Linked DNA regions of Homo sapiens: region 1 is linked to region 2. Evidence: read pairs that join two places in POLR2A ChIA-PET (ENCODE). Cell type or tissue: OCI-LY7. All regions are shown on one strand. Each heading gives the region's core, and the rest is flanking DNA. Links, peaks and the distances in the headings are about the cores only.

The links. Peaks named below come from ENCODE experiments on the same cell type or tissue, not always from the same donor. Only the 100,000 strongest peaks of a DNase experiment are listed, where the experiment ranks them.
Region 1: POLR2A ChIA-PET joins it to region 2 with 5 read pairs; 4 of 35 experiments call an interaction of 5 or more read pairs at or near these places.

Annotation. Positions count from the first base shown.
Region 1 is chr14:73,270,846-73,276,225 of GRCh38, reverse strand. It overlaps PAPLN (papilin, proteoglycan like sulfated glycoprotein), which reads right to left. Exons shown (of 27, transcript NM_001365906.3): 27 at 1,603-3,731. The coding sequence ends at 3,562. It overlaps NUMB (NUMB endocytic adaptor protein), which reads left to right. Exons shown (of 13, transcript NM_001005743.2): 13 at 1-1,010. Among named protein-coding and RNA genes, the nearest start is that of PAPLN-AS1, 28 kb to the right of the region's middle. In OCI-LY7, for the core only: no CTCF peak of the experiment used is centred there; a DNase peak (open chromatin) is centred at 2,235; H3K4me3 peaks cover 710 bases; H3K27ac peaks cover 1,065 bases.
Region 2 is chr14:73,412,640-73,418,019 of GRCh38, reverse strand. All of the region lies in intron 1 of NUMB (NUMB endocytic adaptor protein), which reads left to right. Among named protein-coding and RNA genes, the nearest start is that of NUMB, 43 kb to the left of the region's middle. In OCI-LY7, for the core only: CTCF peaks have their summits at 1,583 and 1,790; DNase peaks (open chromatin) are centred at 2,899 and 3,499; H3K4me3 peaks cover 647 bases; H3K27ac peaks cover 2,638 bases.

The DNA of each region.
Region 1 (5,380 bases), core at 145-5,144, 140 kb after region 2:
GCAAAGCAATCTCCCTTTGTTTTTCAGGCCATTCACCTGCCTCCTGTCAGTAGTGGCCTGTATTAGAGATCAAGAAGAGTGGTTTGTGCTCAGGCTGGGGAACAGAGAGGCACGCTATGCTGCCAGAATTCCCAGGAGGGCATATCAGCAACTGCCCAGCAGAGCTATATTTTGGGGGAGAAGTTGAGCTTCCATTTTGAGTAACAGAATAAATATTATATATATCAAAAGCCAAAATCTTTATTTTTATGCATTTAGAATATTTTAAATAGTTCTCAGATATTAAGAAGTTGTATGAGTTGTAAGTAATCTTGCCAAAGGTAAAGGGGCTAGTTGTAAGAAATTGTACATAAGATTGATTTATCATTGATGCCTACTGAAATAAAAAGAGGAAAGGCTGGAAGCTGCAGACAGGATCCCTAGCTTGTTTTCTGTCAGTCATTCATTGTAAGTAGCACATTGCAACAACAATCATGCTTATGACCAATACAGTCACTAGGTTGTAGTTTTTTTTAAATAAAGGAAAAGCAGTATTGTCCTGGTTTTAAACCTATGATGGAATTCTAATGTCATTATTTTAATGGAATCAATCGAAATATGCTCTATAGAGAATATATCTTTTATATATTGCTGCAGTTTCCTTATGTTAATCCTTTAACACTAAGGTAACATGACATAATCATACCATAGAAGGGAACACAGGTTACCATATTGGTTTGTAATATGGGTCTTGGTGGGTTTTGTTTTATCCTTTAAATTTTGTTCCCATGAGTTTTGTGGGGATGGGGATTCTGGTTTTATTAGCTTTGTGTGTGTCCTCTTCCCCCAAACCCCCTTTTGGTGAGAACATCCCCTTGACAGTTGCAGCCTCTTGACCTCGGATAACAATAAGAGAGCTCATCTCATTTTTACTTTTGAACGTTGGCCTTACAATCAAATGTAAGTTATATATATTTGTACTGATGAAAATTTATAATCTGCTTTAACAAAAATAAATGTTCATGGTAGAAGCTTTTGCCCATGAAGGGCTGTTCTTTCCCCTTTCCTTTATTAGTAAATGAATTTATTTTTCGTTCTTTTGGTCTTACTCTCCATTCTACTGCTGCTGTAAATCCCTAGTTTAGTGACTAGAAAAATACCCTTAAGATTCATATTTTCATTCATACTTTAATCCTGAGTGTATCTCTAAAGTCAGATTCTTGCTGCTCAAAGTGTGGTCTGTAACAGCAGCATGGACTTCACCTAGGAGCTGGTTAGAAATGCAGAATCTCAGCGGGGTGGGGCAGTGCTTCTCAACCTGGGCTATGCAATAGAATCACCTGAGGATATCTTTTTAAAATCCTAACGCCTGGCCTATATTCCAGACCAATTAAATCAAAATTTTAGTGGGGCAGGGGGACCCCCCAGGTTGTGTTTTTTTTTTTTAAGCTCGCAATATGGTAAAGTTGAGAACCACTGGCCTAGAATGAGTTTTACCTCTAATCTTAGCCCACTATTCTGTGACTGGTTCTATTAGAACTAGTTAGCTGCTAGCTAACCTCAAACTTACCTTCTGATGTGTTTATACCAATAGGCCAAAATCTGGTTTAATTAAACTGGGGATTTCAAAAAAGTGGCCTTTATTTTCCAATTTCTATAGCAAAACCAGCCATAAGTGAACATGGATGCTCTTCAATATTTTTCCAGTATTAAATGAAAAAAGACCTCTGCCCCAGCCCACATTTCCTTTGTTGAATGAGTAGAGAAGACTGAGAAGTATCACTCACCCGTGATGTGGTTTGTCCCTTTTCCAGCCAGTGTGTTGGTAATAAAAGTCACCTTTCAGAGCTTTGGTCCCTGTAATGCCCGTCTTTCCTGTGTCCAGGAATAACCTTTGCTACTAGGCAGTCCTCTGAAAGATTTGTAGAAGGTTAAAGTGGAAAGGGACTTGGAAGCTCATAGAATCCATGCCTCTTCTTTTAGCATCAAGGAATTAGAAGTCCTGAGAGATGAAGAATGTTGTCTTCCAACTCAAACCATTTCTGAAGCCATTTCCCTGTTACTGCATTGCCCACAACCCTTCCCCATTGCTATCCTCATCCTGCTAATGCTGTTTTTAATGACTGACAGTCTGATTTGTCTTTGGCAGCAAACATTTTGCTTCACAGATTCCTACTTAAGGAAGAGAGGGGCTCCTCATTGTCACTGTACAGAGCAGGCTGGTCAGCTTTACACAGGTGTCAGATGAACCGTCACAGCCAGATTTGCATGTTGGCCTCAGGAGGGCTTCAAGGTCCAACATCTCGACGTAAGGAGCGTTTCCAGTTCTTTCATGCTCAGATAACAGTGCTAACTGCAGCTGTTTCATCCCAAATCCCTATTTGAGGTCTTAACATCTATTCCATTTTGCCAACAAGGGTTATGCTGTTAACCCTCTGCACCAGATTTAGAGCTGACTGATGCACTGCCTAGAAGGGTGAGAGAGACTAGAGCAATGAACCATCGCTGATTTTAGCACAGAATACTTCCCTGATACAGCAGGACTTGGCATGCCCTTTAGAAAACAAACAGGTGTTAACTTTGAAATCATTACACATCTCCCTGCCCAGCTTTAAATTAAGTGGAACCCTGACAGCTAGCTTTAAAACACATTGATGGGCTGGGCACAGTGGCTCACACCTCTAATCCCAGCATTTTGGGAGGCCGAGGCGGGCGGATTACCTGAGGTCGGGAGTTCAAGACCAGTCTGACCAACATGGAGAAACCCCGTCTCTACTAAAAATACAAAATTAGCCAGGCATGGTGGCACATACCTGTAATCCCAGCTACTCAGGAGGCTGAGGCTGGAGAAGCGCTTGAACCCAGGAGGTGGAGGTTGCAGTGAGCCAAGATCGCACCATTGTACTCCAGCCTGGGCAAGAAGTGCGAAACTCTGTCTCAAAAAAAAAATAAAAAAAATGCATTGATGGCTGGGCGTGGTGGCTCATGCCTGTAATCCCAGCACTTTGGGAGGCTGAGGCGGGCAGATCATCTGAGGTCAGAAGTTCGAGACCAGCCTGGCCAACATGGTGAAACCCCATCTCAACTAAAAATACAAAAATTACCCAGGCATGGTGATAGGCATCTGTAATCCTAGCTACTCAGAAGGCTGACACAGGAGAATCAAGAACCCAGGAGACGGAGGTTGCAGTGAGCTGAGATCGCGCCATTGCCCTCCAGCCTGGGCAACAAGAGTGAAACTCTGTCTCAAAAAACAAACAAACAAATGCATTTAACTATTCCTGTGTAACAAATTATAAAGGGAAGCTGTAAAGTAAAGGTTTTTCTTATCCAAACAGATTGCTCTTCTTGAAAACAGCAGCCTGTGGTTATGTCAGAGATGCAAACACTGCTGAAGGCTACAGAGAGAAGCTGGTAACTGGCTGCCGTTGAGGCTAAACACTGGGTGGGTTTTTGAAAGAGCTAATGTATTCCAGAAGATAACTCCCTTTGCCAGCCAGAGAGAGGAAGCCAAGAGTCCATCTTCCTTTCTCCCTAGCCCTATGAACTATTTTGGACTGGGGCTGGAACTAGCCTTCATCCCTACTGCCAGATGGGCTGAGCGTGAGGCTGGAAACGTGAACAGCTGGCACAGCAGAAGCTGGAGTAATACTCATTGCCACAAAGCTGGGCCTGCAGGATCAAATCACAGTTGGCCAGCTCTGGCTGGTCGACGCAGTCCCTGCCAGGGTCCCTGGGCTGGGCGGTGGGTGCTGCAGAACGACAGGGGAGAGAGAAGGTGGTGAGGAAGCTCTGTGTATGCTGAAAATTCTCACCTGCCATTTCATTTCCTTCAAAGGAACACAGCATTATAACTGCCAGATTGAAAACGAAGTGCACTTACCCTGTAACCTTTTAACCATACGTACAAACTCTATGAGGGATGATGATTTCTACCTGTTTCTTGGCCTCACTTCAACATGCAGTGGTCCTCCCATTATTATTTGTGGCCTCAGCCCACTGAATAGCTCTTCCTAGACTCCCAAATATTTATTGACTGGATAATTAAACATCTCTTGAAGTTAACTCCTTATGTTTGAGACCTGAATTACTAAATGACAACTGTTCTTGCCTCTGGATTGGGAGAGCAGGTAGGATCAGCCCCAAGTAAAATTTTGAGTTAGCAAGAGCTCTTATCTTTTCCCTTTCTCTGCTGGGTTCCTCCAACCATCAAAGTTTTGTCCCTTCAATATCACCAGCTTATCTTAGTCACCTGGGTCCTCATCCTTCCAGTTTTTCACTTTCCCCAGAGGAAGCAATGCATATTAGACAAGGTAATAGGAAAACAGTCCTGTTAACGGTGGCTCTAATACTAACTACACTGAGAACAAAGCAAAGCCCTTGTTTTCTCTCCCTCTGAATTTACTAGGAACGTCTGTATCTCATAACTCCCTATTAAGTTTCATTCAGCTGGGTGTGGTGGCTCATGCCTGTAATCCCAGCACTTTGGGAGGCCAAGGCGGGCGGATCACGAGGTCAGGAGTTTGAGACCAGCCTGGCCAATATGGTGAAACCCCATCTCTACTAAAAATGCAAAAATTAGCCAGGCATGGTGGCGTGCCCCTGTAGTCCCAGCTACTCGGGAAGCTGAGGCAGAAGAATCGCTTGAACCCAGGAGGCAGAGGTTACAGTGAGCTGAGACCACACCACTGCACTCCAGCCTGGGTGACAGAGCAAGATTCTGTCTTAAAAAAAAAAAAAAAATTTCATTCTACTGCTTCATCTCTCTTCTGGAAGGGGTTCTTAAAACTCAGCTGACTTAGACCAGAGTGGTACCTTCCCTGAAGTCAGACCTCAAGCAGCCAGAGAAAGCTTATCTTTCTCTCTCCCCTTGTTTACTCACAAAATACCACTAAAAGACTGTACCTAGCAGCGAACAACCTTACAAACGTTTGGTATATTGGTATAACCAGACTATTACCTACCTAAATTTATATAGATAACAAAGCCATTAATGCATATTGTTTCTAAAAATCTGTAACTTTGGTATCAACTCTGAGCTGGTACAGCCCAAGACCCATCATAGTGGGAACTCAGCATAGTGATTAAGCACACCAGCTCTGGACCCATACTGCCCGGGCTCAATCCGGGCTCTGCCACTTGCCAGCTGGGTAACTCTGGGCAAGTTGCTTAAGCCCTTTATGCACATTTCTTCATCTGTGAAATGGGACTAATAACAGCAACAGCAACCTACTTCACAGCGATGTTGAGAAGTCCTCCCAGTAGAGCTATGTCCCTTTTACCTCAGCCTGACCACCCCAAGGCCTCCTACCCTGGTGCTAACACTGAAATTCAATGTGCCACCCAACCATGAGTAGGGCAGGGTCAGGCAGCCGCACACCGTATGACCCAACAAAAAATG
Region 2 (5,380 bases), core at 151-5,150:
GATTCTCCTGCCTCAGCCTCCTGAGTAGCTGGGATTACAGGCGCATGCCACCATGCCCGGCTAATTTTTGTACTTTTAGTAGAGATGGGGTTTCACCATGTTGGTCAGGCTGGTCTCGAACTCCTGACCTTGTGATCTACCTACCTCATCCTCCCAAAGTTCTGGGATTACAGGCATGAGCCATGGCTCCCGGCCTAGACTACATTTTGTTTAGCCATTCATCCATCGGTGGACACTTAGGTTGTTTTCATCTTTTGGCTACTGTGAATGATGTTGCCTTGAATATTGGTGTACAAATATCTGTTTGAGTCTCTACTTTCAGTTATTTTGGGTATATACCTAGAAATGGAATTGCTAGAATATATAGTGATTCTATGTTTAATTTGAGTAACCACCATATGCTTTACTGATTTTGTTTTTTTACATTATAGATGTATTTTTAATCAATACATACCTTTTTTTTTTTTTGAGAGAGGGTCTCACTTTGTCACCCAGGCTGGAGTGCAGTGGCTCGACCTTGGCTCACAGTGAAACAGGAGAGTTTCCTGACCCCCTTCTGGGACTTGTGATAGCGGTATGGCTCAGTTGCCCCTCACTCAAACCCCTTACAGGAGGGGGAACATGCAGACAGGCAGGTGCAGGAGCCAGGGAGAGTGCTTTTGGGCTCCAGCCCCATGGTAGCGTCTAGGAGTGTGTTACAATTAATGCTCTTTTAGCAGTTGCCATCTACAGATGGCTAAGTGTGTAAGTCAGAGTGAAGCCTTTTACACTCTGCCCTCTTGTTACCTGAGTCCTTGTCTGGCATCCAGGAAGGATAAGGTCACACATGGACTTGAGGGTGGTGAATGCAGAGGTTTTATTGAGTGATGGAAGTGGCTCTCAGCAGGATGATGGGGAAGCTGGAAAGGGGATGGAGTGGGAAGATGATCGTCGCCTGGAATTCGGCCATCCTGTGACCGATCTCCTCTCCAGCCATCCCCAGCCAAACTCCTCTCAATGTTCAGATGCTCCTTCTCTTCTCCTCTGCCATGCCATTCTGCTGCTCTTCTGTTCTGCTCTTCTGCTTGTGGAGCCTGGGGGTTGGGGTTTCAATGGGTACAGGATAAGGGGGCGTGGTGGGCCCAAAGGCAACATTTAGGCACAAAAACAGGAATGCTTGTTCCCATTTAGGGCCGGCCTTTGCTGGAGAACTGCCCTCTTCTACCCTGTATTTCCCTGCCTGCTGTCTGTATTAACTGCAACCTCTGCCTCCCAGGTTCAAGTGATTCTCATGCCTCAGCCCCCCAAGTAGCTGGGATTTACAGGCATGTGCCACCACACCTGGCTAATTTTTGTATTTTTAGTAGATAAGGGCTTTTGCCACATTGGCCAAGCTGGTCTAGTACTCCTGGCCTCATGTGATCCTCCCTCCTTGGCCTCCCAAAGTGATGGGATTACAGTCTGAGTCACTGCCCTCAGCCTATACATACATATTTGCACACTTATTTATTTTGGATACATTTTCTAGAAGTGTAACTATTGGGTCAAAGGATGGGCATAATTTTGAAATGTGATTATTTTCTAAAGAGCTTTTATACTGATATGCCATTGTTGGATAAAGCCCTGCTAGTAGTGAATAGGAGTGCGCCCCCACAACCTTTAAACTTATTCTAACTGGCATAGTGATTCTAGTAAAAAAAAAAAAAAAGAAAAGAAAAAGTAAGAGTATTTACTGTGGTTTTTCCAACTAACATAATTTTTTCCCTTAAGCATATTTTGTATGGAGAATGTGTCAAATTTCGTTGTTTTGCAGGTCTCAATAAAGCTTGTATGTTGTGCTTAAGTTGCTCTTCTCTGATCTGTTCCTCTAGTGGCAGATACCTGGATGTAAACAATCTGGGTGTTCATTTATCTTCATGGAATTTACAAAAGACTTTTAATCTAGGAAGTGGCATAAAATGTCACAGTGGATATTAAATGTTTATCTATAGGGGAAAATTTGGCAAGCCAAATCTTTGAACCAACAGCCTTTAGTTGAGTTCTGTGAATTCACTGTGAAGTGCCAGCATTTCCAATTGTTTATAGAAATCTAGATTTTTTTTCTTTCTTTTGTAGTACTGTTTTAGAAATAATCTGTTTTCATATTTCCTCTTTATTATAAAACATAGCCTGCTCTAATTCTAAAGTATTGCATAATTACTACTAACATCCATTTATCATGGCTTCTTGACTAGCATCGTTGGAATATTGGTTTTCTTGAAAATAGTTACAAGAGGCCGGACGTGGTGGCTCACACCTGTAATCCCAGCACTTTGGGAGGCTGAGGAGGGCAGATCACTTGAGGCAGGGAGTTCGAGACCAGCCTGGCCAACATAGTGAAACCTCATCTCTACTAAAAATACAAAAATTAGCTGAGCGTGGTGGCTCATGCCTGTAATCCCAGCTGCTTGGGAGGCTGAGGCAGGAGAATTGCTGGAAGCTGGGAGGCGGAGGTTGCAGTAAGCCAAGGCCATCTCAAAAAAAAAAAAAAAAGAAAAGAAAAAATAGTTGCAAGACAGTAAGGAGAAATAGTTTATCGTGCTGGTATGGAGGCAGAAAGATGTGGAGTGTAATCATAGAAAAATGTGAAGTGTTACTTTAGTTATTTTGGCTATGTCATTGTTCATTTTGGTTATATCATTGTTCATTTTGGTCAAATAACATGTAAGGTGTTTTCACTAGTAACAATGTTGTTTCTTGCATATCTGAAAAGCCTTTACAAGACCTATTGTTATTCCTCTGTGTTTTGTTGGTATTTAGCTCTCCTTTTAACACAGTTGTTAAAACTGAAAGCAGAACATGAGAAGCAAGCACTACAGTCTGTTAAAGAATCAGACCAATGACGAAATGAAGTGAAACACATTGTTGGCTAAAAATAGCATTTTGCAAATTACATTTGAAGTTGGTTTGTTAGAGCATCTATTGGTAATGAAATTCAGCTGTTCTTATTCTGTGTTTTGTGTGTATTTTTAAAACATCATTATCAGCTGGGCGTGGTAGCGCACCTGTATCCCAGCACTTTGGGAGGCCGAGGCAGGCAGATCACAAGGTCAGCAGATCGAGACCATCCTGTCTAACACGGTGAAACCCTGTCTCTACTAAAAATACAAAAAAATTAGCTGGGCGTGGTGGTGGGCGCCTGTAGTCCCAGCTACTCGGGAGGCTGAGGCAGGAGAATAGCGTGAACCCGGGAGGCGGAGCTTGCAGTGAGCTGAGATCACGCTACTGCACTCCAGCCTGGGCAACAGAGCGAGACTCAGTCTCAAAACCCGCCCCCCCCGCACCCGCCCCCAGAAAAACCGGTCATTATCTGGGGGCCAGGCACGATGGTTCATGCCTATAATCCCAGCAAATTGGGAGGCTGAGAAGGGCAGATCGCTTTGAGCTCAGGAGTTCAAGACTAGCCTGGGCATCATGGTGAAACCCCATCTCTATGAAAAATTAGCTGGGTGTTGCTGGCTTGCACCTGTAGTCCCAGCTACTCAGGTGGCCGAGGCTAGAGAATTGCTTGAGCCAGGAAGCGGAGGTTGCAGTGAGCCATGATCACACCACTGCATTCCAGCCAGAGCGACAGAGTGAGACCCTGTCTCAAAACAAACACCCCTGCAACATTATCTGAAAGTAGATGGCCATGCAAAATGAGTTTCTCTTGCTTTTTAACTAGTTTTTCCTTTAAGACCATATAAGCCTTTCCTATAGTCTCTGAAAACTTAAGGCTGTAATACTTGGAATTAAGAGTAAATGAAGGCTGGGTGTGGTGGCTTACGCCTGTAATCCCAGCACTTCGGGAGGCTGAGGTGGGTAATCACTTGAGGTCAGGAGTTTGAGACCAGCCTGGCCAACATGGTGAAACCCCGTCTCTACTAAAAATACAAAAATATTAGCCGAGTGTGGTGGCATGTGCCTGTAGTCTCAGCTACTCAGGAGGCTGAGGCATGAGAATCCCTTGAACCCGAGAGGTGGAGGTTGTAGTGAGCTGAGATCGTGCCACTGCACTCCAGCCTGGGTGACAGAGTGAGACTCTGTATCAAAAAAAAAAAAAAAAGAAAAAACATTTGAGATAATTAAATTTAAAACAGTAAAATTCAGGTGTGACTGCTTAATATTATAATACTGCATTGGTTTGTGGGCTTTTAAAGGCAGGAACTGTATCACTGTGTTTAGCATACATAATAAAAGAACTCTTTGTTTTGTTTGTTTGTTTTTATTTTGTTTGTTTTGACTTGGAGTCTTGCTCTGTCACTCGGGCTAGAGTGTAGAGTGCAGTGGCACGGTCTGGGCAGTGGCGCAATCTCTGCTCACTGCAACCTCCACCTCCTGGGTTCAAGCGATTCTTATGCCACAGCCTCCTGAGTAGCTGGGACTACAGATGCGCACCACTAGGCCTAGCTAATTTTTGTATTTTTGGTAGAGACGAGGTCTTACCATGTTGGCCAGGCTGGTCTCGAACTCCTGACCTCAGGTGATCCACCCGTCTCGACCTCCCAAAGTGCTGAGATTACAAGCGTGAGCCACCATGCCCCGCCTTATTTTTTAGAAAAAGAATCAAATCATTAGAAGCAAATGTTCCCAGTTCTGGTAAAATCTGATTTTTAAATACAAAATTATTTAATTAAAAAATAGGCACAGTGGCTCACGCCTGTAATCCCAGCACTTTGGAAGGCCGAGGCGGGTGGATCACGAGGTCAGAAGTTAAAGACCAGCCTGGCCAACATGGTGAAACCCTGTCTCTACTAAAAATACAAAAATTAGCTGGGCGTGGTGGTGTGTGCCTGTAGTCCCAGCTACTTGGGAGGCTGAGGCAGGAGAATTGCTTTAACCCAGGGGAGGCAGAGGTTGCAGTGAGCCGAGATCACGCCACTGCACTCCAGCCTGGGTGACAGAGCAAGACTCTGTCTCAAAAAATAATAATAATAAATAATAAAAATAAAAATAATAAAAAATAAAAAATAGGCTCTGGAGTCAGACAGCCTGTTTTATTTTACTACTCTTTTAAAAACCCCATACCCACTACTTCGTATTTTTGTGATCTTGGAAGTTATTTGTGCCTCAGTTTTCCTAGTTATGAGAATATTTAATAGTTGCTTTTGGCAGGGCACAGTGGCTCATGACTGTAATGCCAAGGTGGGAAGACACTTGAGGCCTGGAGTTTGAAGCCAGTGTGGGCAACATGACAAGACCCTGCTTATAAAAAAATAAGAAGAATTGGCCAGACATGGTGGCACATGTCTGTAGTCCCAGCTACTTGAAAGGCTGAGAGGCAGAAGGATCACTTGAGCTTGGGAGGTTCAGGCTACAGTGAGCTATGATCATCACGGCTCTCCAGGCAACAGAGCAAGACACCCCATCTCTTTTTTTTTTT